3 separate regions of the Homo sapiens genome follow, and all the other regions are linked to region 3. A link is a loop called in an ENCODE intact Hi-C map of the cell type or tissue named here. Cell type or tissue: heart right ventricle. All regions are shown on one strand. Links, peaks and the distances in the headings refer to the core of each region. The heading gives the core; the rest is flanking DNA. Region 1 has its middle 23 kb from the start of USP54. Region 2 has its middle 9.2 kb from the start of USP54. Region 3 overlaps USP54 (ubiquitin specific peptidase 54).

What was found. Peaks named below come from ENCODE experiments on the same cell type or tissue, not always from the same donor. Only the 100,000 strongest peaks of a DNase experiment are listed, where the experiment ranks them.
Region 1: it touches region 3 in a loop (2.2-fold over the local background); 9 of 110 quality-filtered maps call a loop at or near these places.
Region 2: a loop joins it to region 3, with 5 times the contacts of the local background. A loop is called at or near these places in 7 of 110 quality-filtered maps.

The regions. Positions count from the first base shown.
Region 1 is chr10:73,608,868-73,619,962 of GRCh38, reverse strand. It overlaps a transcript of USP54 not described here. Among named protein-coding and RNA genes, the nearest start is that of USP54, 23 kb to the right of the region's middle. In heart right ventricle, for the core only: no CTCF peak of the experiment used is centred there; no DNase peak of the experiment used is centred there.
Region 2 is chr10:73,595,015-73,606,109 of GRCh38, reverse strand. It overlaps a transcript of USP54 not described here. Among named protein-coding and RNA genes, the nearest start is that of USP54, 9.2 kb to the right of the region's middle. In heart right ventricle, for the core only: no CTCF peak of the experiment used is centred there; no DNase peak of the experiment used is centred there.
Region 3 is chr10:73,547,790-73,558,884 of GRCh38, reverse strand. The region is part of intron 4 of USP54 (ubiquitin specific peptidase 54); the gene reads left to right. Among named protein-coding and RNA genes, the nearest start is that of USP54, 38 kb to the left of the region's middle. RefSeq lists a silencer at 9,647-9,847. In heart right ventricle, for the core only: no CTCF peak of the experiment used is centred there; a DNase peak (open chromatin) is centred at 5,424; H3K27ac peaks cover 1,566 bases.

The DNA of each region.
Region 1 (11,095 bases), core at 2,700-7,699, 61 kb before region 3:
CAGTTAACTGTTCCTTGTACTCTACCACATTGCCAAGTTATATTTAATAATTACTGTAGAGTTATAGATGCCCTCAGCTAATTTTGGGAAACCAGTTTTGTCAAGAGGCTATTTACTGATAGATGACAGAATACAAACTGATTACTTGTTTACCTTAAACTGTACTTATACTTCCTACTTGTACTAAGGATAAGTAATTCAGGTGTTTTATTTAGGTGCTTCCTATTTTTGGTTTGCTATATTACTGTTTAATTTTTTTGTCTTCAGTTGCACTGCTGGGCCATTTAATAAACGCTTCTCTGATTTAGAAAAAAGTGGAGGAATACAACTGCGTTATAATACATATTAGGCTGGGTGTGGTGGCTCACGCCTATAATCCCAGCAGTTCTCCCTAGAGAACTTTCTTTTTTCTTTCTTTTTTTTTTTTTTTGAGATGGAGTCTCGCTCTGTCGCCCAGGCTAGAGTGGAAGGCTCAAGGTGGGTGGATTGCTTGAGCCCACAAGTTCAAGACCATCCTGGGTATGGCAAAATGTAGAAACCCTGTCTCTACAAAAAAAAGTGAAAAATTTAGCCAGGATTTGGTGGCATGCACCTGTAACCCCAGCTACGTAGGAGGCTGAGGCAAGAGGATCACTTGAGCCTGGGAAGTTGAGGCTGTAGTGAGCCATGATTCCACTACTGCGCTCCAGGCTGAGTAACTAACAGACACTCTGTCTCAAAAAAAAGAAAAAAGAAATACATGCAGTTTTGTTGTTTGTTTTGTTTTGCTTTTTTTGAGACAAGTCTTGCTCCATCGCCCAGGCTGGAATGCAACCTTCACCTCCTGGGTTCAAGTGATTCCCATGCTTCAGCCTCCCGAGTAGCTGGGACTACAGGCACGCCCCACCATACTTAGCTAATTTTTGTATTTTTAGTAGAGACAGGGTTTCACCACGTTGGCTAGGCTGGTCTCGAACTCCTGACCTCAGGTGATCTGCCTGCCTCGGTCTCCCAAAGTGCAGGGATTACAGGTGTAAGCCACCTGCCTGGCCTCTACCAAAAAAATTTTTTTTGAGATGGAGTCTCGCTCTGTTGCCCAGGCTAGAGTGCAGTGGCATAATCTCAGTTCACTGCAACCTGTGCTCCCAGGTTCAAGCAATTCTCCTGCCTCAGCCTCCTGAGTAGCTGAGATTACAGGCACCAGCTACCACGCCCGGCTAATTTTTTTTTTTTTTTTTTTTTGAGATGGAGTCTCGCTCTGTGACCCAGGCTGGAGTGCAGTGGCGCAATCGCAGCTCACTGCAACCTCTGCCTCCTGGGTCAAGCGATTCTCCTTCCTCAGCCTCCCAAGTAGTTGGGATTGCAGGCGTGAGCCCCATGCCCAGCTAATTTTTGTACTTTTAGTAGAGAGGGGGTTTCACCATGTTGGCCAGGCTGGTCTTGAACTCCTGACCTTAGGTGATCCACCCCGCCTCATCCTCCCAAAGTGCTGGGATTACAGGCGTGAGCCCCTGTGCCCGGCCCCAGCTAATTTTTTACCAAAAATTTTAAAAAATTAGCTGGGTCTGGCAGCATGCGCCTATAGTCCTGGCTACTTGGGAGGCTGAGGCAGGAAGATCCCTTGAGCCCAGGTGTTTGAGGTTGCAGTCAGCTAAATCATGCCACTACACTCCAGCCTCAGTCTGACTACACGTCAGAGTGAGAGTGAGACCCTGCTGCTAAAAAGAGAAGACAAGTGATCTCATTTTATTTATTTTTATTTATTAATGTTTTGAGATGGAGTCTTGCTGTGTCACCCAGGCTGGAGTGCAGTGGCGCAATCTCGGTTCACTGCAACCTCCGCCTCCCGGGTTCAAGCAATTTTCCTGCCTCAGCCTCTCGAGTAGCTGGGATTACAGGCACCTGCCACCAAGCTCGGCTAATTTTTGTATTTTTAGTAGAGATGGGGTTTCACCATGTCGGCCAGGCTGGTCTCGAACTCCTGACCTCAGATGATCCGTCAACCTTGCACTCCCAGAATGCTGAGATTACAGGTGTGAACCACTGCCTTATTTTTATTTTTATTTTTATTTTTATTTCTTAAGACAGGGTCTTTGTTGCCTAGGCTGGAGTGCAGTGCAATCACGGCTTACTGCAGCTTTTGCCTCCTGGACTCAAACAATCCTCTCACCTCAGCCTCCCAAGTAGCTGGAACTACAGATGTGCACCACCATGCCCAGCTAATTTTAAAAAAGTTTTTTTCACCCCGCCCTCTCAACAAAGCTTTTCCTGACTCTGCTAGGAACCAGGAAGAGAAAGTCTAATTTTTAATTTTTTTGAAGAGATGAGGTCTCACTATATTGCCCAGGCTGATCTTGAACTCCTGAACTCAAGGAATTTTTCCACCTCAGCCCTCCAAAGTGCTGGGATTACACGTATGAGCCACTGCACCTGGCCAAGTGATCTCATTTTAAATTTCCATTTATTTGAGATGAAGTTGAATATTTTCCATATTTATTATTATTTTTTATTTTTATTATTATTATTTTTAGACAGAGTCTCTCTCTGTTGCCCAGGCTGGAGTGCAATGGCATGATCTCAGCCCACTGCAACCTCCGCCTCCTGGGTTCAAGTGATTCTCCCACCTCAGCCTCCCACGTAACTGGGATTACAGGCATGCGCCACCGCCTGGCTAATTTTTTTTTTTTGAGACAGGGTTTCGCTCTTGTTGCCCAGGCTGCAGTGCAATGGTGCGATCTCAGCTCACCGCAACCTCCACCTCCTGGTTTCAAGCGATTCTCCTGCCTCAGCCACCTGAGTAGCTGGGATTACAGGCATGTGCCACCATGCCCAGCTAATTTTGTATTTTTAGTAGAGACGGGTTTCTCCGTGTTGGTCAGGCTGGTCTCGAACTCCCGACCTTAGGTGATCTGCCCGCCTTGGCCTCCCAAAGTGCTGGGATTACAGGTGTGAGCCACTGTGCCCAGCCTAACATCTTTTTATTTCTTTATTGGCTGTATTTCTTTCAGTGGAATTGCTTATTCTTTGCTTATTTTGTAACTGGGCTTTTTTCTTCTCATTCTACCCCTCCCATCCCATTTTAGTTTTTCTTTTGTATCAAAGCTACATTTATTCTCTGAAAACATTTTTTTAAGTTTTGTTTTGTTTTGTTTTGTTTTTGAGACAGAGTCTCTCTCTGTTGTTAAGGTTGAAGTGCAGTGGTGTGAGCTCAGCTCACTGTAGTCTCCACCTCCCAGGTTTAAATGGTTCTTGTGCCTCAGCCTCCTGAGGAGGCAAGATTACAGGCACCTGCCACCACGCCCAGATAATTTTTGTATTTTTTTTAGAATTTAATTTAATTTTAAGTTCCTGGATACACATGCAGGATGTGCAGGCGTGTTACATAAATGTGTGCCATGGTGGTTTGCTGTACCTATTAACTCATCACCTAGGTATTAAGCCCTGCATACATTAGCTGTTTATCCTGATGCTCTTCCCACCCCCGCACAGGCCCTAGTGTGTGTTGTTCCCCTCCCTGTGTCCATGTGTTTTCATTGTTCAGCTGCCACTTATAAGTGAAAACGTGGCATTTGGTTTTCTGTTCCTGTGTTAGTTTGCTGAGGATACATGAATGGAACTTGATTTTTTTTTTTTTTTTTTTTTTTTTTTGAGATGGAGTCTTGCTGTCGCCTAGGCTGGAGTGCAGTGGCGCAATCTCGGCTCACTGCAGCCTCTGCCTCCTGGGCTCAAGCAGTTCTCCTGCCTCAGCCTCCCAAGTAGCTAGCATTACAGGCACTTGCCACCATCCCTGGCTAATTTTGTATTTTTAGAAGAGACAGGGTTTCACCATGTTCGCCAGGCTAGTCTTGAACTCCTGATCTCAAGTGATCTGCCCACCTCGGCCTCCCAAAGATTACAGGCGTGAGCCACCTTGCCTGGCTTAAGTAATTTCTGTATTTTTAGTAGAGACGAGTTTTGCCATGTTGGCCAGGCTGGTCTTGAACTCCTGGCCTCAAGTAATCCTCTCACCTTGGCCTCCCAAAGTGCTGGGATTACAGGTGTGAGCCACTGTGCTGGGCCTTTTTTTTTTTTTTTTTTTGAGACTGATCTCTTCGTTGCCCAGGCTGGAGTGATTTCGCTCACTACAGCCTCAATTTCCCAAGCTCAGGTGATCGTCCCACCTCAACCTCCCGAGTAGCTGGGACCACAGTGTGAGCCATCATGACCAGCTAATTTTTGTATTTTTTATAGAAAAAGGGTTTTGCTATGTTGCCCAGGCTATTCTAGAATTCCTGACCTCAAGCGATCTGCCTGCCTCAGCTTCGCAGAGTGCTGGGATTACAGGTGTGAGCCACTATGCCCAGCTTTATTTTTAAAAAAATATTTTATTTTTTTGTGGATACATAGTAGGTGTGTATATTTATTGGGTACATGAGATGTTTTGATATGGGCATGCATTGCATAATAATCAAATCATGTAAAATGGGGAATTCATCCTCTCAGCATTCATTATTTGTGTTATAAACAATTATACTTGTAGTTATTTAAAAATGTACAATTAAATTATTGACTGTAATTATCCATTTGTGCTATCAAATATTCCCTCTTACTCATTCTTTCTATTTTTGTTTTTGTTTTTGTTTTTGAGACAAGAGTCTCGCTCTGTTGCCCAGGCTGGAGTGCAGTGGTGTGATCTCGGCTCACTGCAACTTCTGCCTCCCGGGTTCAAGCGATTCTTGTCCCTCAGCCTCCTGAGTATACTCAGTTGGGATTACAGGTGGATGCCACCATGCCTGGCTAATTTTTGTATTTTTTAGTAGAGACAGGGTTTCACCATATTGGCCAGGCTAGTTTTAAAGTCCTGGCCTCAACTGATCTGCTGCCTTGGCCTCCTAAAGTGACGGGATTACAGATGTGAGCCACCACAGATGTGAGCCACCACGCCCAGCCTTTCTATTTGTTTTTGTACCCATTAACTATCCACACCTCTCCCCACTTTTCTCTTTAGACTAATAGGAACTCTCTCTGTGTATCCCTGTATTTTAAACATATATTGCACATATTTTCTACAATCTGTTGCATCATCTGTAGTGTCCGTTGATGTGCTAAAATTTCATATCTGTCTTTTTTCTTAATGGTTTCTGGGTTTTGAGGCTTGCTTAAGTAGGCTCTCTCCATCCCAAAATTATAAAAATATTTTATATTTATCCTAACTCTTTACTAGCTTATTTAACTCTTTAACTGATTTGGAATTTATCTTTATATGTTTTTGGAGGTACTCTTTTTCTCCACAAATATGCAACTGACCCAAGCCTATTTGTTGAATATCGTGTCTTTAATGATATGAAATCTTATCTTCATCATGTTCTCAATTGCCATATATCCACCATTTGTGTATGTATGTATGTACGCCTGTGTTTCCTTTTTTTTTTTTTTTTTTTTTGGAGACGGAGTCTCACTTTTGTTGCCTAGGCTGGAGTGCCGTGGCGTGATCTCGGCTCACTGCAACATCCGCCACTGGGGTTCAAGCGATTCTCTGCCTCAACCTCTGGAGTAGCTGGGACTACAGGTGCATACCACTACGCCTGGCTAATTTACTGTAATTTTAGTAGAGACGGGGTTTCACTATGTTGGCCATGCTGGTCTCGAACTCCTGACCTCAAGTGATCCATCCGCCTTGGCCTCCCAAAGTGCTGGGATTACAGGTACCAGCTATTGCGCCTAGCCTGCATGTGTTTATTTTTGAATATTTCTGTTCTTTTCAGTTGTTTATTCTTGGGCCAGTACCATACAGTTTTTTTGTTTGTTTTTTGAGACAGGTATCACCCAGGCTGGAGTGCAGTGGTGCGATACTGGGTCACTGCAGCTTTGACCTCCCGGGCTCAAATGATCCTTCCACTTTAGCCTCCCCAGTAGCTGTAACTACATGTGTATGGCACCACGTGTGACTAATTTTTGTATTTTTAGTAGAGATGAGGTTTCTCCATGGCCTAGCTGGTCTCGAACTCCTGGCCTCAAGTGACCTGTCCTCCTCGGCCTTCCAAAGTGCTAGGATTACAGGTGTGAGCCACTAAATCCTTTTGCTAACTATAATTTTTTCTTCTGTGTTTTTTTTTTTTCTTTTCAAGACAGAGTCTTGCTCTGTCACCTAGGCTGGAGTGCAGTGGCACAATCTCGGCTCAACTGTAACCTCCGCCTTCTGGGTTCAAGTGATTCTTCCCTCTCAGCCTTCTGAGTAGCTGGGATTACAGGCACGCGCCACCACGCCCAGCTAATTTTTTGTATTTTTAGTAGAGACGGGGTTTCACCATGTTGACCAGGGTGGTCTTAAACTCCTGGCCTCAGGTGGTCGGCCTGCCTCAGCCTCCCAAAGTTTTGGTGTGAGCCACCACGCCCAGCCCTTTTGGGTTTTCAAGATAGTCATATTTCTAACTGTTCACGTCTTTGCCTATCTCTGTTTTGGCATATGCAATTTTTTTCTTATTTTGACGTTTTGAATCTCTTTATAGTAAAAATATTCTTTTTTTTGGTGGGGGTGACAGGGTCTCAAAAAAAAAAATGGTGGTAGGCCGGGTGCGGTGGCTCACGCCTGTAACCCCAGCACTTTGGGAGGGGGAGGCCGAGGCAGGTGGATCACCTGAGGTCCGGAGTTCGAGACCAGCCTGGCCAACATGGTGAAACCCCATCTTGACTAAAAATACAAAAATTAGCTGGGCATGGTGGCATGCACCTGTAGTCCCAGCTACTCCGGATGCTGAGGCAGGATTGCTTGAACCCGGGAGGTGGAGGTTGCAGTGAGCCAAGATCACGCCACTGTACCCCAGCCTACGTAACAGAGTGAGACTCCATCTCCAAAAAAAAAAAAAAAAAAAGAGGCTGGAATGCAGTAGCACGGTCACCACTCACTACAGCCTTGACCTCCTGGGCTTAAGCAATCCTCCCACCTCAGCCTCCTGAGTAGCTGGGACCAGAGGCACGCACCACCATGCTTGGCTAATTTTTTGTGTTTCTTGGAGAGACGGGGCCTCACCATGTTGCCAAGGCTGGTCTCAAACTCTTGAGCTCAAGTGATTCTGCTATCTTGGTCTCCCAAAGTGCTGAGATAACAGGTGTGTGCCACCACGCCCAGCCAAATATATTCTTTTTTTTTTTTTTTTTTTTTTTTGAGACAATGTCTCACTCTGTCTCCCAGGCTGGAGTGCTTTGGCAAGATCTCTGCTCATTGCAACCTCCACCTCGTGGGTTCAAGGATTTTCCTGCGTCAGCTTCCTGAGTAAGTGGGGTACAGGCATGCACCACCACGCTCAGCTTATTTTTGCATTTTTAGTAGAGACTGGGTTTTGCTATGTTGGCCAGGCTAGTCTTGATCTCCTGATCTCAGGTGATGTGCCAGCCTTGGCCTCCCTAAGTGCTGGGATTACAGCCATGAGCCACCTCACCCGGCCATCAAGTATATTCTTTATCATATAGCTGGCAATGTTTTTTCTAGTTTGCTGTTTACTTTTAGGGGAAATCTCTTGACCATCAGTGAGTAAAACACTAGAATAGGCTGTTATAATGCTTGTAATATCTTGACATGAGGAAAATTCTAGGATGGCTGGAATTTGTAAAATCAAGTCTGTTGAATAAATTTATGAATTAAAACAAGGGGGAAAAAGCCTACTTTTGGGTACAAATGTGATTTGACTATAAAATTCTGGTATTCATTTAATGTTTTTTACAGTTATGTGCCATCTGAGTTAGAGGGGTTGCATTTAAAATTGGGGAGAAGCTAGCTCAATAAAATTGATCAGATTAAAAATCCTCAATAGTATATGTAAATAATAACTATCTGATATTTAATTATACATATAGGATAAATTAGGTTTTCTGTCTATCTATTTTATTTTATTTTTGAGACAGGGTCGAACTCTTTCCCAGGTGGGAGTGCAGTGGCGGGATCTCAACTCACTGCAGCTTCAACCTCCCTGGGCTCAGGTGATCCTCCTGCCTCAGCCTCCCGAGTAGCTGGGACTATAGGGGCATACCACCGTGCCTGGCTAGTTTTTTTGTATTTTTCGTAGAGATGAGTTGTCACTGTGTTGTGCAGCCTGGTCTGGAACTCATGAGGTCAAGTGATCTGCCTGCCTCGTCTCCCAAATTGCTGGGATTTACAGGTGTGAGCCACTGCACCTGGCCTATTTTATTTCATTTTTATTACTATTTTTTTGAGATGGAGTCCCGCTCTGTTGCCCAGACGGAGTGCAGTGGCGTGATCTCTACTCACTGCAACCTCCGCCTCCCAGGTTCAAGCGATTCTCCTGCCTCAGCCTCCTGAGTAGCTGGGATTATAGGTGCCTGCCACCATGCCCAACTAATTTTTTTTTTTTTTTTTTTAGTAGAGACGGGGTTTCACCATGTCGACCAGGCTGGTCTCGAACTCCTGATGTCAAGGGATGCACCTGCCTTGGCCTCCCAAAGTGCTGGGATTACAGGTGTGAGCTACTGCGCCCAGCCTATTTTTTATTTATTTATTTTTTCTAGATCTGGGTTCTCACTATGTTGCCCAGGCTGGCCTGGAACTCCTTCACTCAAGCCATCCTCCCACCTTAGCCTTCCAAGTAGCTGAGCTTATAGATAGGAGCTACCATACCTTGTACTTCACTAAGGTTTTTAATTTAGTTTATCAATATTAAAAAATATGGACACATTTTTAATATTTAATGAGAAGTAGTAGAAAAATGGAATTCACTTTAAGGCTCACTTTTCTGTCTTTTTCTCCCAGAGAGTATATTGGTAGAAAAGCTTATCCAAATTTTACTTATTTTAGTTTCAGGGATACTTTCATATAATAAATTTGTGAATTATTTTATTTTTATGGCTTATATCAGGCACATATATGAATATTTGTATATTAAGGAGGTATGATGGTAGAATGTACAAAAATGTTTTTTAAAAAACTCACTGTTGCTTTTCTAGAATTTTTCTTATTTCAGTTTGTCTGTATAAATATTCTCTATAGATAAGTGACTTTTAAGGAAAAGCTGTTATATTCATTACATAGCTTGTTGCAAATAGGAAATCTAGCCCTATTATTGTTGGTATGAAACTAACAAGCTTTTCTGAAAGCCATATTTTAGTGTTTTGGCACTGTGTGGTAGCATTACCTTCCCGTGCCATGTTGAAAGCAAGAAACATGTTCTACAAAGCACATTTTTTTCAAATAGCATTTGAGTTTTTAAATGAAAACAGAAGCTGAGGTAAGGCTATATTGTATTCTTGCAAAATACATTTTTGTTTTATTGTGACCTGTGTGTAGGTTCATTTTTTCTAGGATGTTTGAAAAGTTTCTTTCTTTTTTTTTTCTTTTTCCTGAGACAGAACTGTCTCAGAAAAGTGATAGATGTCAGTTCTTGCTCAGTGGTCCAGGCTGCAGTGCAGTGGTGCGAACTCGGCTCACTGCAACCTCTGCCTCCTGGGTTCAAGCGATTCTCCCACTTCAGCCTCCCAGATAGCTGGGACTACAGGTGTGTGTGCCACCATGTCCGGCTAATTTTTGTAATTTTAGTAGAGTTGGGGTTTCACCATGTTGGCCAGGCTGGTCTCAAACTCCTGACCTCGAGTGATCCGCCCACCTTGGCCTCCCAAAATGCTGGGATTACAGTACAGGTGTGAGCCGCTGTGCCTGGCCAAAAGTTTCTGATATAAAGCTGGCAGGAAGTCAGTGACAATTATTAAGTCTTGGAAGAAAAATTTCTAAGTTTCTCCTGAGAAGAAATTTCTGAAGAAACATCTTGTAGATAATGTAGTTTCACAGTAAAGTTTTTTTATTTTTATTTTTTTAATTTGAGGCAGAGCCTTGTTCTGTCACCCAGGCTGGAGTGCAGTGGTGTGATCTCAGCTCACTGCAGCCTCCGCCTCCCAGGTTCAAGTGATTCTCATGCCTCAGCCTCCCAAGTAGCTGGGATTACGGGCATGTGCCACCACACTTGGCTAATTTTTTTTTTTTTTTTTTGGAGACAGAGTCTTGCTCTATCACCAAGGCTGGAGTGCAGTGGCGTGATTTTGGCTCACTGCAACCTCCGCCTCCCAGGTTTAAGCAGTTCTCCTGCCTCAGCCTCCTGAGTAGCTGGGATTACAGGCGCACGCCACCACACCCAGCTAATTTTTTTTTTTTTTTTTTGTGACGGAATCTCGCTCTGTAGCCAGGCTGGAGTGCAGTGGCATGATCTTGGCTCACTGCAACCTCCGCTTCCCAGGCTCAAGCGCTTCTCCTTCCTCAGCCTCCTGAGTAGCTGGGATTATAGGTGCCTGCCACCATGCCCAGCTAATTTTTGTATTTTTAGTAGAGATGGGGTTTCACCATGTTGGCCAGCATGGTCTCGATCTCCTGACTTCATGAGCCGCCCACCTCTGCCTCCCAAAGTGCTGGGATTACAGGCAGGAGCCACCATGCCCGGCAATTTTTGTATTTTAAGTAAAGACAGGGTTTCACCATGTTGGCCAGGTTGGTCTTGAACTCCTGACCTCAAGTGATTCGCCCACCTCGGCCTCCCAAAGTGCTGGGATTACAGGCGAGAGCCACAGCACCCAGCCTCATGGTAAAGTTTATATAGAAAAATGTATTCTCTGTGGAAACAAAACTTATTTGTGTGCCATTGTTTCATTTCTGACCCGGGCTGAGCTTTTATTTCTCTGTGCAGATCCATTTCCTTTGATGGTACATCCTGTCTTGGATGTTGACCCCAGTCAGAGCTGTATAGTGCCAAAACAAGATAGTTCTTTGGTTCTTTTTTGCCATTTCTTTCAACTCCTTGTTTATCTTTACTCATGGTCATTGAAGATCAGAAGGGTATTTAGGAACAAATGGGAATTCTATGTGTTCCTTCAGTGTTAGGGGAACACCAGGGAGACGCAATATCATTTTAATATTGGGTTTTCACCTTTCCTGATGCCCACTAGGTCTAAGGAAACATCAAGCTTATTTTACAGCTTGATATAAGAAACTTTGTAATTACCAAATTAAGCTTTAGACACCTCAGTGTTTTGGAGTACTTACTGATATCTATAATACATATTCCTAGGGCCTATGCCTTTCCATATAAATTTTACTTATTTTTTGAGACAAAGTCTCACTCTGTCCCCCTGGCTGGAGTGC
Region 2 (11,095 bases), core at 1,676-6,675, 48 kb before region 3:
GCCTCCTGGGTTCAAGTGATTCTCCTACTTCAGCCTCCCGAGTGGCTGGGATTACAGGACTGTACCACCACGCCTGGCTAATTTTTGTATTTTTAGTAAAGACAGGGTTTCACCATGTTGGCCAGGCTGGTCTTGAACTCCTGACATTGGGTGATCCACCCGCCTTGGCCTCCACAAGTGCTGGGATTACAGGTGTGCGCTACCACACCTGCCCACCCTGTTTCATCTCATAAAACTGAGACTCCAAATCCATTAAACACCCCCCGATTCCTCCTTCCCCAAAGTGCCTAGCCACCACCATCCAACTTTCTGTTTCAATGAATTTGACTATTCTTCATGCCTCATATAATGGAGTCATTGGTATTTGTCCTGTTGTGACTGGCTTATTTCACGTAGTATAATGTCCTCAAGTTCATCTGTGTTGTAGCATGTATCAGATTTTCCTTCCTTTTTAAGGCTGAATCAGTTCTATGTATGTACCACATTTTGCTTACCTGTTCTCTTAGGTGGCTCCTACCTGTTGTCTATTGTCAATAATGTTGCTATGAACATGGGTATACAATTATCTCTTTATTTATTTTTTGAGACAGAGTCTTGCTCTGTTGCCCAGGCTGGAATGCAGTGGCACAATCATGGCTCACTGCAGTATCGATATTCTGGGCTCAAGTGATCCTTTCACCTCAGCTTCCCAAGTAGCTGAGACTACAGGCACACACCACCACATCCAACTAATTAAAAAAAAAATTGGCTAGGTGCAGTGGCTCACACCTGTAATCCCAGCACTTTGGGAGGCCAAGGTGGGCGGATCATGAGGTCAGGAGATGGAGACCATCCTGCCTAACATGGTAAAACCCCGTCTCTACTAAAAATACAAAAAATTAGCCAGGCATGGTGGCGGGGGCCTGTAGTCCCAGTGAGAGGTGAAGCCAGCTGGACCTCCTGGGTCGAGTGGGGACTTGGAGAACTTTTCTGTCTAGCTAGAGGATTGTAAACACAGCAATCAGTGCTCTGTGTCTAGCTAAAGGATTGTAAATGCACCAATCAGCACTCCGTGTCTAGCTAAAGGATTGTAAATGCATCATTCAGCACTCTGTAAAAATGGACCAATCAGTACTCTGTAAAATGGACCGATCAGCAGGACGTGGGTGGGGACAAATATGGGAATAAAAGCTGTCCACCCCAGCTAGCAGCGGCAACCCGCTTGGGTCACCTTCCACACTGTGGAAGCTTTGTTCTTTTGCTCTTCAAAATAAATCTTGCTGCTGCTCACTCTTTGGGTCTGTGCCACCTTTAAGAGCTGTAACACTCATCGTGAAGATCTGCGGCTTCGTTCTTGAAGTCAGCGAGACCAAGAACCCACTGGAAGGAACCAACTCTGGACACACCAGCTGCTTGGGAGGCTGAGGCAGGAGAATGGCGTGAATCAGGGAGGCGGAGCTTGCAGTGAGCCAAGATTGCACCACTGCACTCCAGCCTCGGCAACAATGCGAGACTCTGTCTCAAAAAAAAAAAAAAAATTTGTGGAGATGGAGTCTCACTATGTTGCCCAGCCTTGTCTCAAACTCATGAGATCAAGCAATCCTGCCTCAGCCTCCCAAAATACTGGGATTACGTGTGTGAGCCAATGTGCCTGGCAAGTTATCTCTTTGAGAGCATACTTTCAGTTCTTTTGGATATGTAACCAAAAGTAGAATTGCTGGATCATATGTCATTTTATTTTAATTTTGAAGAACTATCATACTAATTTTCATACTGGCTATACCATTTGACATTCTTACCAATGTGCACAAGGATACCAATTTCTCCACGTTCTTGCCAACACTGTTTTTTTTGTTTTGTGTGTGGTTTTGTTTTGTTTTTTTGAGATGGACTCTCGCTCTGTCGCCCAGGCTGGAGTCAGTGGTGCGATCTCGGCTCACTGCAACCTCTGCCTCCTGGGTTCAAGCGATTCTCCTGCCTCAGCCTCCTGAGTAGCTGGGACTACAGGTGTGCACCACCACACACGGCTAATTTTTGTATTTTTAGTACAGACAGGGTTTCACCACATTGGCCAGGCTGGTCTCGAACTCCTGACCTCATGATCTGCCCCCTTCGTCCTTCCAAAGTGCTGGGATTACAGGTGTGAGCCACTGTGCCTGGCCACCTTTTTTTTTAATAGTAGCCATCCTAATAAGTGTGAGGTGATATCTCACTGTGGTTTTGATTTATTTTCCCTAATGATTAGTGAACTTGAGTGTCTTTTCCTGTGTTCATTGGCCATTGGTGTATCTTCTTTGGAGAAATGTCTGTTCAAGTTCTTTATTTTTTAATTGTATTTTGTTGTTGTTGACTTGTAGTTTTTTTTTTTGTTGTTTTTGTTTTTGAGACAGGGTCTCACTCTGTCACCCAGGCTGGAGTTGAGTGGTGTGATCTCGGCTCACTGCCACCTCTGCCTCCCGGGTTAAAGTGCTTCTCCTGCCTCAGCTTCCCAAGCAGCTGGCATTACAGGTGTGCGCCACCACGCCTGATTAACTTTTTTGCATTTTTAGTAGAGACAGGGCTTAATAGAGACAGGTTTAGTAGAGATGGGGTTTCGCCATGTTGGCCAAGCTGGTCTCAAACTCCTGGCCTCAAATGATCTGCCCGCCTTGGCCACCCAAAGTGCTGGCATTACAGATGTGAGCCACTGCACATGGCAGGAGGTCTTTATATATTGTGGATATTAGCCCCTTATCAGAATAATGATTTACAAATATTTTCTCCCATCTCATGGGTTGTCCTTTCTCTTTTCCTTTGATTCACAGTTCTGTTTTTTAAAAATTTTATTATATATTTTCTAAGACATTTAAAAGAATAACACAGTAAACATCTTTATAATCGCCATCCAGCAAATTAAATATTAGTAAATTGGTTTGCTCCCGAGTTTCCCCTTATTGATTACAAGTCCCTCACCAAAGGTAACCACTAATGAATTTGATTTTTCTCTGACATAGTTTATACTCCTTAGACAGCCTGTTAGCGTATTAGAAGCTTGTGATGACTGAAGTAAAAATACTGCAAAGGTCCTGGGGAAGGCTAATTAGGGTGGGATGAGTTCTTTCTTAGATTTTTGTGATGCTGTTTTCAAAAGCCCAGTTCAGCACCCTATCAGAGATACTTGCACATAATAGGTGTATAGAAATGTTTGTTGAATAACTATTTGGAACCCATGTACTTCTGATTGAAGATATTTTGTACCACTATTATACTATTTTTTTTTTTTTTTTTTTTTTTTTGAGACAGAGTCTTGCTCTGTCGCCCAGGCTGGAGTGCAGTGGTGCGATCTCAGCTCACTGCAACCTCCACCTCCTGAGTTCAAGCAGTTCTCCTGTCTCAGTCTCCCAAGTAGCTGGGACTACAGGCGCACACCACCACGCCTGGCTAATTTTTGTATTTTTATTAGAGACAGGTTTTCACCTTGGTCAGGCTGGCCTTGAACTCCTGACCTCAGGTGATCCACCCGCCTTGGCCTCCCAAAGTTCTGGGATTATAGGCATGAGCCACAGTGCCTGGCCACTATTATACTATTTTTTTTTTTTGAATCAGAGTCTTGCTCTGTTACCCAGGCTGGAGTGCAGTAGCATGATCTCAGCTTACTGCAAGCTCTGCCTCCTGGGTTCACGCCATTCTCCTGCCTCAGCCTCCTGAGTAGCTGGGACTACAGATGCCCGCCACCACGCCCGGCTAATTTTTTTATAATTTTAGTAGAGATGGGGTTTCACAGTGTTAGCCAGAATGGTCTTGATCTCCTGACCTCGTGATCTGCCCACCTCGGCCTCCCAAAGTGCTGGGATTACAGGCATGAGCCACCGTGCCCGGCTATTATACTATTTTTTCATGAAGTGAAGTTTACATATCTCTGTATTAGGATTACTGTATACTTTACCAATAAATAGACTGCTATGGCAGAATAAAGGTTTTCTTAGAGGTAGTAAAACTGAGGGCAAACCTGAGTTGGGAACATTTTAGCTCTAAATACATACAGTACATTTAGCTGCCTTGGCTAATTTAACTTTTAGACAGGGCAAATGGAATAAGGCAGATGTTGAGGTGCTACATTGTTGGTTCAGAAAAATGGTTGTGAGTTTTGAAAGAAGGCATGATTCTGGTAAGATCTGACTGTGGGCAAGGGGCTGTTGAAACAAACAGTGCAGTGTTTCCAGGGCAGTGGTGAAGGACTTGACCTCCGTTGTAGCTGAAAATGAAGTCCTTCTCTAACAAAGCCATAGTAGCAGCAGCAGCAGCTGTTGCCACTGCCACCTGCGTTCAGTGGCTGTGTGAGGTGGCTAGACCAGGAAATGATTCCATGGCACTAGGCATGTATAAGGAAAGACTTACTTTGGCTCTGGCAAAGTGGTTGTACAGGTTGTGGGTGTCACTTTAAACATACAAAGATCTGCTTGCTGGAGGAGGGGCAGCTTCTTGAGGATCAGGTGTGCATCTGAAAGGGATGAGCTCATCCTTCTAACCAGACCTGCTCTAGACGCTGACTGAATGTTTTCCTAGTTCCAAGTCCTGCAGCTGGGAGAAGCAGGAAATGATTGACACTTCAGGCACTTGGTGAGTAGCAAAAAGGAAAAAAAAAAAAGGCATTTTTGGGGAAGCTTTTGAAATGTGTGTGTGAGTATCAGGTTGAAGGTGACATACACATTCAGTCTTTCTCTAAGTTGAGGATTGCAGTAAAGTGTATGGTGGTATTGAGGAAAGCAAAGCTTAGGTGGTTCTAACTTTATTCTACTGCTTCTTTTTGAGGTGACTTTCCATGACTTAACAATTTTGTTTCCTACACTGTCTTGACTGGTTTCATTTCTCTAGGAAATAAGAATCCCAGGAGCTCCTTTTTTATTTTCAAGGATCTTCATGACTTGTTTTGGAGCTTTTATTGATGGAACTTACCCCACATTAGAAGACTTCTGTGTTGGATTTCAGAGCTCCTATACATGATCCTGTTTTGTTTTAATTTACCCAAACTTTCCTATTCACTTTAAGTAAGGTTCTTAAACATGAAATTGGTTTAGAAAAGAAATATCATTTATTATTTATTTGTAACCTTTATTTTAGGTTCCAGGGTACATGCGCAGGTTTGCTATATAGGTAAACTGCATGTTACAGGGGTTTGATGTACAAATTATTTCATCATCCAGGTAATAAGCATAGTACCTGATAGGTAGTTTTTTGAGATAGAGTTTCACTCTTGTCACCCAGGCTGGAGTGCAGTGGCGCGATCCCGGCTCACTGCAACCTCCGCCCCCCGGGTTCAAGCGATTCTCCTGCCTCGGCCTCCTGAGTAGCTGGGATTACAGGTGACCGCCACCACACCCAGCTAATTTTTGTATTTTTGGTAGAGATGGGGTTTCACCATGTTGGCCAGGCTGGTCTCGAACTCTTAACCTCAGGTGATCCGCCTGCCTCAGCCTCCCGAAGTGCTGGCATTATAGGCGCGAGCCCCTGCGCCTGGCCCCTGATAGGTAGTTTTTTGACTCTCACCCTCCTTCCACCTTCTATCCTCAAGTAGGCCCCAATTGTTTATTATTTTGAATGGAACTTTTTATCTTGAGATAATTCTAGATTTATACAGAGTTAAAATAAATAATAATATTGACCTGATGTACCATTTACCTCATTTCCTCCAATGGCAATATCTTCCAAAATTATAGTACAATTTTACAACTGGGGTATTGATGTTGATACAGTCAAGGTACCAAATATTTTCATCACCACAGGATCTACCATGTCCTTTTATAGCTACCCCCACTTCCCTTCCACCCCTACACCTTTCTTAACTCCTGTCAACCGCTAATTAAAAAATCAATTTTTAGCAGAGAAAATTTTATGTGCAATCCTGAGAAGTTCTGTATTAAAGATCCACATGGCCTTATGAAAAGAGCCCTTGGGCCGGGCGCGGTTGCTCACAAGTGTAATCCCAGCACTTGGGAGGCCAAGGCGGGCAGATCACCTGAAGTCAGGAGTTCGAGGCAGCCTGACAAACATGGAGAAACCCCGTCTCTACTAAAAATACAAAATTAGCTGAGCGTGGTGGTGCATGCCTGTAATCCCAGCAACTCGGGAGGTTGAGACAGGAGAATCGCTTGAACCCAGGAGGCAGAGGTTGCAGTGAGCCAAGATCACGCCATTGCACTCCAGCCTGGGCAAAAAGAGCGAAACTCTATCTCAAAAAAAAAAAAAAAAAAAGCCCAAAGTGCAATCGATTTTGGTTCATTGTAGCTCTTTACCTTGGGCAAATAATTTTAATTTCTCTGTGCTTCAGTTTCCTTATCTGTAAAATGGGATAGTGGTATATTAACCTGTTTTGCAGGATTTTTGAGAAATTGTAAAACTCTTACAAAAAATAAATATATAGATTATTATTAGCAGCAGAGATAATTGTTTTCAAACTGGAAAGTATATAGCAAGTTAAAAACTGGAAACTGTAGCCTAAGATGGTAAGAGTGAACATTTTTAAATGAATTTAAGTCTTAAGGCTGAAATGAATTACATTTCGGGGTGCTGAATTAACTGGCTGATGATCTCAGAGCCACTGTCTTTGAGAAACCATAAAGACTAGAGAGAGACAAATGTCTTTATATCCAAAAAGAGGAAAGGAAAGTAGTTGGAAAACCATAGACATGTAAAATTGTTAAATCTTGGGAAAATTCAATTATAAAGGACTAAACATGATATGCAGTATTAAGGAGAAAAAAGAGTATGGGTTGATTGATCATAACAAATTACTTCTGTTTCTATTTTTGAATTTCATTACTTCTATTTAGGATTAAGAGGTTTGTGGATCAGGGGATTGTTCTACATATAGTGAGTCAAAATCCCGTCAGTTTCACCGTCTTTCATGTGGCTGATAATGTAGTGATACAAATTTCATTGATTGGTTAAGTGAATGTGTCAGACATCGAATAACTGTATCCACTGATCATCTTGATTTTACCAGGAAGATCCTGGTAGGTTATTCTTATTTTTTCCATGGGCAGTCAGTCTGCATGGGTTATTTTATTTTTTTTGAGACGGAGTCTTGCTCTGTTGCCCAGGCTGGAATGCAGTGGCGTGATCTCGGCTCACTGCAACCTCCCCTTCCTGGGTTCCAACGATTCTCCTGCCTCAGCCTCCCAAGTAGCTGGGACTACAGGCATGCGCCACCAAACCCAGCTAATTTGTTTGTTTGAGACAGAGTCTCTCTCTGTCGCCAGGCTGGAGTGCAGTGGCGCTCTGTTGGCTCACTGCAACCTCCATCTCCTGGGTTCAAGCGATTCTCCTGCCTCAGCCTCCCAAGTAGCTGGGACTACAGATGCACGCTGCCACGCCCAGCTAATTTTTATTTTTATTTTTATTTTTAGTAGAGATGCGGTTTCACCATGTTGGCCAGGCTGGTCTCAATCTCCTGACCTCGTGATCCACCCGCCTCGGCCTCCCAAAGTGCTGGGATTACAGGTGTGAGCCGCTGTGCCTGACCAATTTTTGTATTTTTAGTAGAGATTGGGTTTCACCATATTGGCCAGGCTGGTCTTCAACTCCTGACCTTGTTGTGATCGGCCTTCTCGGCCTCCCAAAATGCTGGGAGTACAGGCGTGAGCCACTGTGCCCGGTCAAAAGTTTTAATTTTGATGAAGTCCAATTTATGTATTTTTTTCTTTTGTTACTTGTGTGGTGTCTTTGCCTAACCCAGGGTCATGAAGATTTATGTCTATGTTTTCTTCTAAAAGTTTTATAGTTTGAGCTCATTCATTTAAGTTTTTGATCCATTTTGAATTAATTTTTGCATATGGTGTGAGATAGGAGTCCAACTTTTTCTCTTGCATATGGGGGATATTCAATTATTCCAGCACTATTTATTAAAAGACTACAGTAGTTTCTCCTTATCCATGAAGGATATGTTGCAAGACCTCCAGTGGATGCCTGGAACCATGAATAGTACTGAACCTGACAGCTGTTAATTGGAACATAATTCTGTTCATTTCTTCCACCCACAAATTTAGTGCCTTTTCCAACCTTTTTTTTGAGATGGAGTCTTGCTCTGTTGCCCAGGCTGGAGTGCAGTGGCGTGATCTCGGCTCACTGCAACCTCTGCCTCCGGGGATTCAGGTGATTCTCCTGCCTCAGCCTCCCGAGTAGCTGGGATTACGGGTCCCCACCACCATGCCCAGCTAATTTTATATATTTAGTAGAGACAGGGTTTCACCAAGTTGGCCAGGCTGCTCTTGAACTCCTAACCTCAGGTGATCCACCCGCTTTGGCCTCCCAAAGTGTTGGGATTACAGGAGTGAGCCACCACACCTGGCCGCCTTTTCCATCTTAACTAAGCACTTATATAACCACTGAATGGGTTCATTCTGCCCATTGCCCCAATACAGCTGATTTATCAAGACAGGAGAATAGCAATGGAGAAAGAGTTTAATTCACATAGAGCTGGCCGCACAGGAGACCAGAGTTTAATTATTACTCAAATCAGTCTCCCAGAATATTCCAGGATTGGGGTTTTTAAGGCTACTTTGGTGGTTAGAGGGCCAGAGAGTGGGGAGTGTTGATTGCTTAGGTCAGCAATGAAATCACAGGGAGTCAAAGCTGTCCTTTTACACTGAGTCAGTTCCTGGGTAGGACCACAAGACCAGATGAGACAGTTTATTAATCTGGATGGTGCCAGGTGATCCATTGAGTTCAGGGTTTGAAAAATATCTTGAGCACCAATCTTAGGTTTTACATTAGTGATGTTATCCCTAGGAGCAGTTAGGGAGGTGTAGAACCTTGGGGCCTTTAGCTGCATGATTCCTAAAGCATAATTTCTAATCTTGTAGCAATTTGTTAGTCCTGCAAAGGCAGTCTAGTCCCCAGGCAAGAAGAGGGTTTGTTCTGGGAAAGGGCTGTGTTTTTGTCTTTGTTTCAAAGTTAAACTATAAGTTCCTCCCAAAGTTAGTTCGCTTTATGTCCAGGAATGAACAAGGACAGCTTGGAAGTTAGAAGCAACAGGGAGTCAAGTAAGTCAGATCTCTTTCACTGTAATAATTTTCTCAGTTATAATTTTTGCAAAGGTGGTTTCACTTACCATGAACTATGGCCATGACTTTTTGCAGTTTGAGGTGTGACAGTAAAACTAGCATGAATTTCCTTTCCTTCTTCACAATGTCATGCATGGATTTGTTCTTATGGTAGACCTTAGCAGCTTTAGTGTATGATTCTTTTTCTTTCCTTATTAAGTCGATAACTTTCACTTTTTCACTTAAAGGAAGCACCTTATGGCTTCTCTATGGCCTGTTAAATTGCCAGTATCACTACTCTTGCATTTGGGAATATTATTAAGTAAAATAAAGTTACTTGAACATAAACACTGAGAAACCCTTTATTCCTTTTTTTTTTTTTTTTTTTTTGAGACAGGATCTCACTCTGTCCAACTCAGACTGGAGTGCGATGGCCTGATCTCAGCTCACTGCAACCTCCACCTCCCAGGCTCAAGTGATTCTCCTGCCCCAGCCTCCTGAGTAGCTGGGATTACAGGCGCGTACCACTACTGCCTGGCTGATTTTTTTTTTGAGACAGAGTCTCACTCTGTCACCCAGGCTGGAGTGCAGTGGTGCGATCTCGGCTCACTGCAAGCTCCGCCTCTCGGGTTCACACCATTCTCCTGCCTCAGCCTCCCGAGTAGCTGGGACTACAGGCGCCCGCCACTACGCCTGGCTAATTTTTTTTGTATTTTTAGTAGAGACAGGGTTTCACTATGTTAGCCAGGATGGTCTTGATCTCCTGACCTTGTGATCTGCCCGCCTCGGCCTCCCAAACTGCTGGGATTACAGGTGTGAGCCACCGTGCCCAGCCTAATTTTTGTATTTTTAGTAGAGATGGGGTTTCACCATGTTGGTCAGGCTGGTCTTGAACTCCTGACCTCAAATGATCTGTCCACCTTGGCCTCCCAAAGTGATGGGATTATAGGCGTGAGCCACTGCACCCGGCCTGTTTTTTTTGTTTTGTTTTTTTTTTTTGAGATGGAGTCTTGGCTCTGTTGCCCAGGCTGGAGTGCGGTGGCACCATCTCAGCTCACTGCAACCTCCGCCTCCTGGGTTCAAGCGATTCTCCTGCCTCAACCTCCTGAGTAGCTGGGATTACAGGCACACGCCACCATGCCCAGCTAATTGTTGTATTTTTAGTCAAGACGGGTTTTTCACCATGTTGGCCAGGCTGGTCTCAAAATCCTAACCTCAAGAGATCCGCCTGCCTTGGCCTCTCAAAGTGTTGGGATTACAGGCGTGAGCCACCGCGCCCGGCTGATTACTTTCTGTAAGACTAGCATTTAGGTAATTCTTTGGTGTGCTTGAGAGGGATTTTCATACTCTTCTTGCTTTCTAGGAGCTTTAAGTCCAGTCCAAGACTTTTAAAAACCCTTGTTCTATAGACAGGGTGGTTAATGTTCATAATGACATAATGCTATTTGATATACTTTTTAGAATTATGCAAGATATAGTTAAATAAATGAATTTAAACAATAATGATGCTATAATTAGAAGCCCAAATGTGTGGCCCCTATCTCCCTCTCTTCTTTAGAGTCCATTTATATGAGAAATATAGAGATTTCTTGTATGATTTTGCTGCTCAGGTCTGTGATTAACAGCCAAAGTTTCTCCAAAATGTATTCTTTGGATCAGTTTTTTTCTCTTCCCTCTACCCTTTCTGCAATATTCCTCTTCTCAGTAATGCATACTTGAGTGAAACAACCAGCTCTTTAAGGTACACATGCTCTGCCAACATTGTGAATAAATCTCAGAATAAAAACTAGAGTCACCTCTGATTGCACAGGGATTGCACCTGTGACTAGCCACTGCACTCCAGCCTGGGCAACATAGTGAGACTCTGTCTTTAAAAGAAAACACCAGTGGGGCTTGGTGGCTCACGCCTGTAATCCCAGCACTTTGGGAGGCTGAGGTGGGTGGATCACCTGAGGTCAGGAGTTTGAGACCAGCCTCGCCAACATGGTGAAACTCCATCTCTACTCAAAATACAAAAATTAGCCAGGTGTGGTGGTGTGCACCTGTAATCCCAGCTACTCTGGAGGCTGAGGTAGGAGAATCACTTGAACCCGGGA
Region 3 (11,095 bases), core at 2,554-7,553:
CTATGTATTAATATTGATCAAGTATTTATATTATTGGTAAGGCTTCCAGTAGACTATTAGTAGTTAAGTTTTTGGGGTGTCAAAAGTTATACACAAATTTACAACTGTATGGGGTCAGTTCCCCTAACCACTGAGTTGTTCAAGAGTCAGCTTTATAAGGACTTGCCAATTCTGTAAAGTCAGATTTCTTTTATTTGGAGCATAATTATTCACTCTAGGAACCACTGGTAAGGACAAAAGGAAACACTAACATGTTTCTAGATGAATCAGAGGCTGGCCAACTTTCCCTTAGTCTGATGTTTAGATGAGGGACTTGCCTTTCCATGTCTGGCTTAAAGATATATATTCCTGAGGCCAGGTGCGGTGGTTCATGCCTGTATACAATTTTATACATTTGTATAGTATTGTATACTATAATGTATACTATAATACAATCCCATGCCTGTATGCAATTGTATAGTATTGTATCCAGTACTTATAATCACTTTGATTTGTACATAGAATTTATGATCCCTTTCCTTTGGTTCTGTAAAATGTACTGGGTTTTTTCTGTGTTACTTGATACTAAGTCCCTACAGCAAATTCAGCCTCAAAATCTTGCATGCAAGTTACTAATTATGCCTTTCATTGAAAATAGTTTGTGTCAGTATGTCATTCTGCTTACTTTGAACCATGATGCCTGTCAATTCTGACTTAAAAATTGAAGATTGGGCGTGGTGGCTCATGCCTGTAATTCCAGCACTTTGTGGGGCCGAAGTGGGCGGATCATGAGGTCAAGAGATCGAGACCATCCTGGCCAACATGGTGAAACCCCGTCTCTACTAAAATACAAAAATCAACTGGGTGTGGTGGTGTGCACCTGTAGTTCCAGCTACTCAGGAGGCTGAGACAGGAGAATCACTTGAACCCTGGAGGCGAGGTTGCAAGTGAGCCGAGATCGAGCCACTGCACTCCAGCCTGGGCAACAGAGCAAGACTCCATCTCAAAAAAAAAAAAAAAAAAAAAAGAATAATAGCTCTTTAAATCCTTCTTGAGCTGGTCTTGATGTGGTTAGTCACTGAACCCATTTATTTGATAAATAACCCATTTATTCTCCTTTTGAGAATAAAACTTCCTCAGGCCTGTAATCCCAGCACTTTGGGAGGCCAAGGTGGGTGGATCACCTGAGGTCAGGAGTTTGAGACCAGCCTGGCCAACATGGTGAAACCTTGTCTCGACTAAAAATACAAAAATTAGCTGGGTGTGGTGGCATGCGCCTGTAGTCCCAGCTACTCGGGAGGCTGAGGCAGGAGAATCGCTTGAACCCGGGAGGTGGAAGTTGCAGTGAGCTGAGATCGCGCCACTGCACTGCAGCCTGGCGACAGAGTGAGACTCCGTCTCAAAAAAAAAAAAAAAAATTAGCCAGGTGTGGTGGGCGGCACCTATAGTCCCAGCTACTTGGGAGGCTGAGGCAGGAGAATCACTTGAACCTGGGAGGTGGTGGTTGCAGTGAGCGAGATTGCGCCACTGCGCTTCTGCCTGGGTGACAGAGCAAGACTCCATCTCAAAAAAAAAAAAAATTGAAGAAGTTTGTGTGCTAATTACCCTGTCCCCTCAAAAGCCCCAAATTTATTCTATCTCATATCACTAAAATATTTTTTCTGACCTAAGTTACTGTTATGCCTGTAGCCCAGTGGTCTTATTTATTATTCACAATGAATCTACTCTTACACCCCTGGCCCCCAGGGTATGACTTGACTTTGGTGTTGGCTTATTTATTTATCTCTGTTCAGGATAGGAAATCCGTCCTCTGTATTTAGTGTGCCACAAAGATTTTGTTCTTCCAGGGATTGTACTAGAGGCTTTGCAGTGCCAGGATGTAGGACAGAGTGTTTTTTGTTATAGGCAAAGCAGAATGTGCATTGATTGATTAAATTAAACAAATCTTCTCAATTAGTGATTTTTCTTTTAAGAATGCTAGTATAAGGCATAAAAGCCTGGGAATGGTGCTGGTAGAGGGTGGGTGGGGAGGAAACAGAATTTCGTATATAAGGTATCCTGTAATATCTATATGTGGAGAGCGGTTAGACTGTTCTAATGGGGCAGGAAGGTATGTGTTTTACTCGTAGTCCACTTGTTAATTGGGGGAAATGTGAGAATTCAAGGAATCTCTAGTATTTTTCAAGTTATACCTTATGCCTGTTTCTCTGTTGTGTACTGAAGCATAAGCACAGAGAATAAAATGATATAAGAAATTACTCAGCCCGGGCGCGGTGGCTCATGCCTGTAATCCCAGCACTTTGGGAGGCCGAGACGGGTGGATCACGAGGTCAGGAGTTGAGGACTAGCCTGGCCAAGATGGTGAAACCCTGTCTCTACTAAAAATACAAAAATTAGCCGGGCGTGGTGGCAGGTGCCTGTAATCCCAGCTACTTGGGAGGCTGAGGCAGAGAATTGCTTCAACCTGGGAGGTGGAGGTTGCAGTGAACCGAAATGGTGCCACTGCATGATTGTTGCCTGGGTGACAGAGGGAGACTCTGTCTCAAAAAAAAAAAAAAAAGAAAAAAAAAGAAATTACCCATTGTTCATTATTAATCCATTCCTTTCTTTTGCAGATTGTAGAAATGGAAGGTTCTTCATTGTTCTTTAGTCACAGCCACTATCAGAGAAGAGAAAACTCATTATTCTGAACTGATTCTTGAAACCAGGAAATTAGATTTCTAGTATATTCCCTAGAAATTTTAGCTGGTAATAAACAGCTCTCACATAAGGAAGTATGTCCTTATGTCTAATCCAAATATCATCTACTTGAGTTAACTTCATTGTTTTGATCACCTATGTATGAATATGAGCATATTTATATGGTCCTTTGATCATCCTTCCCTTAGTTTTAAGTTCCTATTAGACTGTGACTGGTTTAAATATTCTCAACTAATTTATCCATTGGCAAAACTTGAATAGTATAAAATGAATGCTTCAGCTTTTTTTTAAAATTTGGAGTTCAGAATTGTATATGATATTCAAATAGAAGGGGTACGACTGCAAGGAAACATGTAGTGAATCATCATGATTCTTTCCTTGCCAGAATTTATGGCAGATCCTACAGTTTAGACAATCTCAAAACCTTGTGCATATCCAGAAGGGTGTCCCCTTTCAGTTTTTCCTGTGGGGTAAGTGGTTATGTATTCTCAAAATTTGATTTGAATACTGTTGGTAATTTATAAGAGTCTTGCAGTTTTGATCTTGGCAAAAATTAGTAAATTGACTACTGTATTTTATAAAACCTCAACATTAGCTTATTATTTCTCATTAAAAGCAATACCTTTCTGTGGCGAATTTGGCCCATCTCTGTCTCTGTCCATTGTCTTGAAGTCTTGGTGTTACTGTTTATCTGTGTCTCTTGTCTTTGTGCATATGTGAGTTGCCTCTATTTTGCATAGCTGGTAGCAGGAATGAGTGTGATATGTAGCTTATGATTGTCTTTAACCTCACCATTGCAAGTCCAAAATATTGTTATGAACAGAATGCAAATAAAGTCTTAAAGTTATGAGGTGATATGGTATTGATAATTGACTTTAATTTAAAGAGACTGGTAAAGGATAGGTATGTGCTTTTCTAATTGAGAGTCCAGAAGGTAGATATATGGTTAGAGAATCTCAAGGGAGAAACTAGCCAGCTCTTCTCTGCCTTCCCCAAAGTTAGATCAAGAGTTCGTATTAAATTACATATGTGATGATATTAAGACATTAATAACTTTTGGGGTGTGTGTGATAATGATATTATTATTTATTTAGTTATTTATTGAGACAGGGTCTTGCTCTGTCACCCAGGCTGAAGTGCAGTGGTGCAATTATAGCTCACTGTAGCCTGGAACTCTTGGGCTTAAATGATCTTCCCACCTCAGCCAACTGTGTAGCTGAAACTACAGGCATATGCCACTGTACCCAGTTAATTTTTTTTTGTAGAGACAAGGTCTTGCCTTGTTGCCCAGGCTGGTCTCAAACTCCTGGCTTTAAGCCATCCTCCCAAAGTGCTGGGATTATAGGCATGAGCCACAGTGCCCAGCCTTATGGTCATGTTTCAGAGAAAAAGTTATTATTTTTTAGAGATATATTTTGAAATATTTACAAATGAAAAATGTTTGGCACTTGTTTCAAAATGATCTGAGAGTAAGTTAAGTGGATGGGTGGTATAGATGAAATAAGATTGGCCACAGGTTGATAATTGTTGAAGTTGAATGATAAATAAAGGGAGTTGATTTAGCTCTTCTGTCTACTCTTGTATGTTTGAAATTTTTTACAATAAAATGTTAAAATCCTATGTTATTATTTTTGAGTGCCAAAAGGGTAAAATGTTTTTCCCCTCTTAAAAGACAACTTTCAACATTCTTTTGAATACAGAAAACCAAGTGAACGTCTCTTTTCCAGTAGTCAGTGATCCTCAAGGACTAGCTCCTTTAACTTACTTACAGAGGGTAGTGTTTACAAAGAAGCCAGACTGGCCAATTAAGTTCTATGATTCCCAGGAGATGTAGCGAAAGCAGTGATTATGAGAGCCAAAATTGGGAAGTCCAGGTTGAGAAGAGAAACCCTAAGAATTGAGTTAATGGCAGGGTGTAAAGTTTGTCACACCTTTGCAGAAGGTATTGCAGGGATGAAGTGGGCTGCCCACTGGAGCACTTTCCAAAGACCTTGAGCTCAAAAAGCACCAAAATTAGTGACAACCTTTCTCCTTAATCCTCACCTTCTCTACTCATGACTTCTTTTAGATATAAGACTGGGAAATCCTGAGAGAGAAAAAAACAGCTGTTCCCCACTTAAAGACAAGAGTCTGTTTTAGGGGAAAAATACTTAAGCAACAGCTGCATTTGTAGATGTCGAAGCATAAAGACTTTCTGTTTTTATGGCACTTCTATCTTATTTACATGGTTTTTACTAATCCAAATAATTATGTGCTCATGTGGATAGAATTGTTTGCTGCTTAATCAAGAGAGATGGGTGGGGAAGCACCTGCTTTTAGTCGTTAAAATCTTGTTGCTTTTGTACTGCATCCAAGAAACTAGTTAACAGACAAAAAGTGATTTGCCTTTTCCTGAGAATGAAAAGGAAGACCTCTTTGGTTTCACCCTGTGAAGAAGAGCAGAGAGAAACTCCAAGGTGGATTTTCTCTACTTGTTGAAATGGAACCATCAGGGACCTCACAGGAAAAGTGATTCTTGGGTTTTGGTTCTTCCTGCCCTTTCTCTCTGCCTGTCATAGAACTCAGCAATTGGAAGAATACCAGTTTTTGTTCCTTATTGGTGCTGCCACCTGTTCTTACTGCTGAACTAAATGTTCTTGGCTTTCTTTGGTGTGAACAGGATCTCCCTCTGGGAAAGGTGGGAGGAGGGTGAAAAAGAGAATGGGAGGAGGCCCATTCCAGTCCCTGTGCTCATGTGAGAGGGACACACAGAGGTTAGTGTGCTGCTCTAACAGAGGGGCTTTGTGCTACAGCTTCTTCCAGAGCTCCACAGATGCATGCTGGGCGGGCTCAGTCAGCTTTACCCCTAATACACTTGCTTCTTCCTAACAATAGCAGAGCAAGACTGACAACAATAATTAAAATAAGAGAATAAAGAAGATGTAGTCAGAGGCCATTCTGAATGCATTCAGATTCTCAGTGTGTATGAGGAAGGCTGCCTGTAATTAAGAGGTGAGAAAAGATTATATTGTGGAGACGTTGATACCACTGAACTGGGGAGCCAGATCTATTGTTACAGACCCACTCTGGGTGCAGTCAGAGCTCTGACCTTAAGACCTTTCCCTTTCTCTACTGAAACCCTTGTTATCTAGGTCATGGGAAATATGCCTCCTTTGAGTGGGAGAAACAGAATGGAGAAGAGAAAAAACTGTAGTTCTTCCTACTCAGATCTCAGAGACTGAGGAAGTAGCTCAAGGTAGAAGCACCTGACTCAGATCCCTTCTTTCATCATAGGACAGTGACAGACAGGCTCTTTAGCAACGTGAAATGACTCCCAAATACAATAATAGTAATAATACCTAACATTTAGCACTTATCACACTGACAGAGATTAGTCTAGGATATATACATTTATATTTTTGTTTGTTTTTTTCCTGAGACAGAGTCTCACTCTGTCGTCCAGGCTGGAGTACAGTGGTGTGATCTCAGCTTACTGCAGCCTCCACCTCCCGGGTTCAAGCAATTCTCCTGCTTCAGCCTCCTGAGTAGCTGGGATTACAGGTGATTGCCACCACACCTGGCTAATTTTTGTAATTTTAGTAGAGATGGGGTTTCACAATGTTGGCCAGGCTGGTCTCGAATTCCTGACCTTAGGTAATCCTCCCGACTCAGCCTCCCAAAGTGCTGGGATCACAGGCGTGGGCCACCACGCCCGGCTGATGTATATCTTATATATATATGTGTGTGTGTGTGTGTGTGTACTCATTTAATCCTCAAATAACCCTGGGTAGTAAATACTTTTTTTTTTTTTTTTGAGATGGAGCCTCACTCTATCACCCAGGCTGGAATGCAGTGGTACGATCTCAGCTCACTGCAACCTCCGCCTCCTAGGTTCAAGCAATTCTCCTGTGTCAGCCTCCCGAGTAGCTGGGACTATAGGCGCTCACCGCAACGCCCGGCTACTTTTTGTATTTTTAGTAGAGACGGGATTTCACCATATTGGTCAGGCTGGTGTAAATGCTATTATTAAACTCTCTTTTAAAAGAGAAACTGAAGCCTTAAGAAGTTAAATAATTTACCCGAGATCATATAGCTGAAGTGTCAGCCTTGGGATTTTGAACCCATTTTAGCTCCAGAATCCAGTCTCTTAACCATTACACCATACCGTCTCTGAGTGGAGCCCTGTCTTTCTCTAACAGGGTCATCTGAACCACACAGAACACAAAGTGATTAGAGTGACTATTTTCTTAATTCTCTCCAAGATGCCATATAGCTAGTGCTATGCATAGGAGAGTTGCTATTTCATTAGGAACAGTTGAGGCCCTAGAGTATTAGGGCTTAATTCTTGAGGAAATCCAGTTGAAGAAGACTAAAGGGGCCAGAGTTTATAAATTTCAGATTTGTATAGAACTATCCTGGAAATAATTTCCTATTGGTTTGTTTTGGAACCAATTTTGGATTTTGAACAAAGGACCAAACCTCATCCATCCTTTGTTCTGTAATAGAGCCTATGTCAGCAGTAATTTCTTACCAGTAACAATTGAGAAGAGCAACAGGCTGGGATGTAATAGTGGTCACTAAATTTTGCCAAGCTGGGTTGACCTTCTTTCAACAAATCATCATGTCGTCAGGCCACTATGCAATTTGTAAAAGCAGTCACTGCTTTTTCCCCCTTCCTTTTCCTTTGTTTCTCCTTATTTCTCCAAAGGTTCAAAATCCCATAGGTCACTGGACACATATCCAATTATTTAACTGTGGACCTAGATCATTCCTTTTGGTCTAGTTTAAGAGGTTACTGATAGACATTCTTCCCCTTCCAGTAACAAATTATGGAAGGCCTGCCCTGCCTTTCCTTGACCTTATAGTGGACTTGTGTATAAATTTCTAGGTTAAGCCAAAATAATGTGGAGTAATTATAACAGATTTCCCTCACAGCTTATTAAATAATACTAAATATGTATTGCTGGCACTGCCTCTCCCACATCATATGGAGACATTTGTAGGAACATAATAGCAGGTTACACAGTAATCTGTTCTTGAGCTGCTGCAGTAGATATTCAGTGTGTATGAGGAGGAAAGGTGCTAGTGAGAGGGCAGAATGGGAAAAACAATTTATTTTTTTTGAGACAGAGTCTTGCTCTGTCGCCCAGGCTGGAGTGCAGTATGCAATCTCGGCTCACTGCAAGCTCTGCCTTCTGGGTTCACGCCATTCTCCTGCCTCAGCCTCCGCAGTAGCTGGGACTATGGGCACCTGCCACCATGCCTGGATAATTTTTGTATTTTTAGTAGAGACGGGGTTTCACCTTGTTAGCCAGGATGGTCTCGATCTCCTGACCTCGTGATCCGCCCACCTCGGCCTCCCAAAGTGCTGGGATTGCAGGCGTGAGCCACCACGCCTGGCCGGAAAAACAATTTTGACCTGAAATTAGCAGAACTAAATTTAGTCTTATTTTGTCCTAACCAGTAATATTACCTTAAGAAAGTTTTTCTGCTTTTTAAGGTGATTCCTTACTTATTTAAAAAAAAACAGATTTTAATAATATCTCCCCCTTAGATCTACCTGCATCACATAATGATTAATTGATTCATTTAAAAATAGTTATCGGTTACACTTTGTATGCCAGTACTGTCCTAGTTGCTGGGAATATACACAGAATAAAAGGATAAAGATTTATGTCTTATATTCTCAATATTGGAATCAGACAAGTAAAATATATAGTATGACAGATAGTAATAATTGCTATAGAGAAAAAATATGTAAGAGTGGGGAGTTTGGGGAAGGGAGGGTGGAGCTTACAATTTTAAAGAGGGTGATCAGGAAGTACTCTATTATAGAGAAGGTAGTATTTGGATAAAAAATCCACAGGAAATGAGTGATTGAGCCATACATATCTAGAGGAAGAATGATCCAGGCATAGAACTCAAGTGCAGAGATATACATGGTAGGTTTGGGGCATAGTGAGGGGCCAGCTGGTGTAGGGTGAACCAGAAGTAGAATAGTATGGCTGGGCGTGGTGGCCCACGCCTGTTATCCCAGCACTTTGGGAGGCTGAGGCAGGTGGATCATCTGAGATCAGGGATTCAAGACCAACCTGGCCAACATAGCAAAACCCGGCCTCTACTAAAAATGCAAAACTTAGCCGGGTGTAGTGGCACATACCTGTAATCCCAGCTACTTGGGAGGCTGAGGCAGCAGAATCGCTTGAACCTGGGAGGTGGAGGTTACAGTGAGCCGAGATCACACCATTGCACTCCAGCATGGGTGACAGAGTGAGACTCCATCTCAAAAACAAAACAAAACAAAGAGAAGTGGAATCGTAGGCCAGATTACGTAAGGACTTAGCAGTTTGGCTTTTACTGTGTATGCCATGGGAAGCCTTTAGAGAGTTTTGAGCAGAAGAATGATATGATCTGATTTATATTTTTAAAAAATCATATGATTGCTGTATTTGTCTGCTGTGTGTTTCTGCAGGGAGACAAGGGGATCAGTCAGGAAACTTGCAATTATCCAGTGAAGAGGTGAGATGACTTGGACTAGGCTGATAGCAGATGAGGTGGTGAACAGTGTAGGGTCTAGATATATTTGAGAGTGGAATAGGGTCTAGATATATTTGAGAGTGGAAATAGGGGATTTGCCTGTAGATTGGATGGGAGTTGTGAAAGCAAGGGAAGGGTCACAGGTGGTTTCCAAGGTTTTCGACCTAAACAACTGCAAGGATGGTGGCGGTGTTTACTGAGATGGGACAAGAAGGCAAAATGTGGATGTTGGGAGGAAACATAAAACATTTAGTTTGGGGAATGTTAAATTTGAAATGCCCATTGATATTCAAATGTAGACGTCCAATATATAGTTAGATACATTAGGTTGGTACAAAAGCAGTTGTAGTTTTTGCCAACTACAAATTTGGAATTCAGGAGGGAGATTTGGGCTGTTAGTGTAATTTTGGGAATTGTCAATGTATGTGTATGTAAAACCATGTTAGATGAGACCACTAAGAATGTGAGTGACTTTAGGGAAGTCAAGAGGTCCAAGGCCTGAGTTTTGGAATTGAAAAGGAACCAGCAAAGGAGACTGATAAGGAGTGACCATTGACCACTGAGGTAGGAAGAAAACCTGAAGGGGTGCCCTGGAACCAGGGGAAGGAAGTATTTTAAAGATTAGCTGAGTTAAATGCTGCTGATAGGTCAAGTAAGAGGAAAACCAAGAATTGACCACTCAAGGTTGGTGGGGCCTCCTATTCTTAGATCACATAGGTAGGTTTATAAAATGGTCTTATTTCTGGTCTTGTTAGTAATATGTCTGAAAAATAAAACTTGGATATTTTAATATGAATAAATTACTTTTTTAATAAAATTATACTTTAAGTTCTAGGGTACATGTGCACAACGTGCAGGTTTGTTACATAGGTATACATGTGTTGGTTTGCTGCACCCATCAGTTCGTCATTTATATTAGATATTTCTCCTAATGCTATCCCTCCCTCAGCCCCCCACCTCCCGACAGGCCCCGGTGTATGATGTTCCCTGCCCTGTGTCCAAGTGTTCTCATTCTTCAATTCCCACCTATGAGTGAGAACATACGGTGTTTGGTTTTCTGTCCTTGTGATAGTTTGCTGAGAATGATGGCTTCCAGCTTCATCCATGTCCCTGCAAAGGACATGAACTCATTTTTTTTAAGGCTGCATAGTATTCCATGGTGTATATGTGCCACATTTTCTTAATCCAGTCTGTCATTGATGGACATTTGGTTTGGTTCCAAGTCTTTGCTATTGTGAATAGTGCTGCAATAAACATACGTGTGCATGTGTCTTTATAGTAGCATGATTTATAATCCTTTGGGTATATACCCAGTAAAGGGATTGCTGGGTCAAATGGTATTTCTAGTTCTAGATCCTTGAGGAATTGCCACGCTGTCTTCCACAGTGTTGAACTAATTTACACTCCCACCAACAGTGTAAAAGTGTTCCTATTTCTCCACATCCTCTCCAGCATCTGTTGTTTCCTGACTTTTTAATGATCACCATTCTAACTGGCATGAGATGGTATCTCATTGTGGTTTTGATTTGCATTTCTCTGATGACCAGTGACGATGAGCATTTTTTCATGTGTCTGTTGGCTGCATAAATGTCTTCTTTTGAGAAGTGTCTGTTCATATCTTTTGCCCGCCTTTTGATGGGGTTATTTTTTTTTTCTTGTAAATTTGTTTAAGTTCTTTGTAGATTCTGGATATTAACCCTTTGTCACATGGATAGATTGCAAAAATGTTCTACCGTTCTGTAGGTTGCCTGTTCACTCTGATGGTAGTTTCTTTTGCTGTGCAGAAGCTCTTTAGTTTAATTAGATCCCATTTGTGTATTTTGGCTTTTATTGCCATTGCTTTTGGTGTTTTAGTCATGAAGTCCTTGCCCATGCCTATGTCCTGAATGGTATTGCCTAG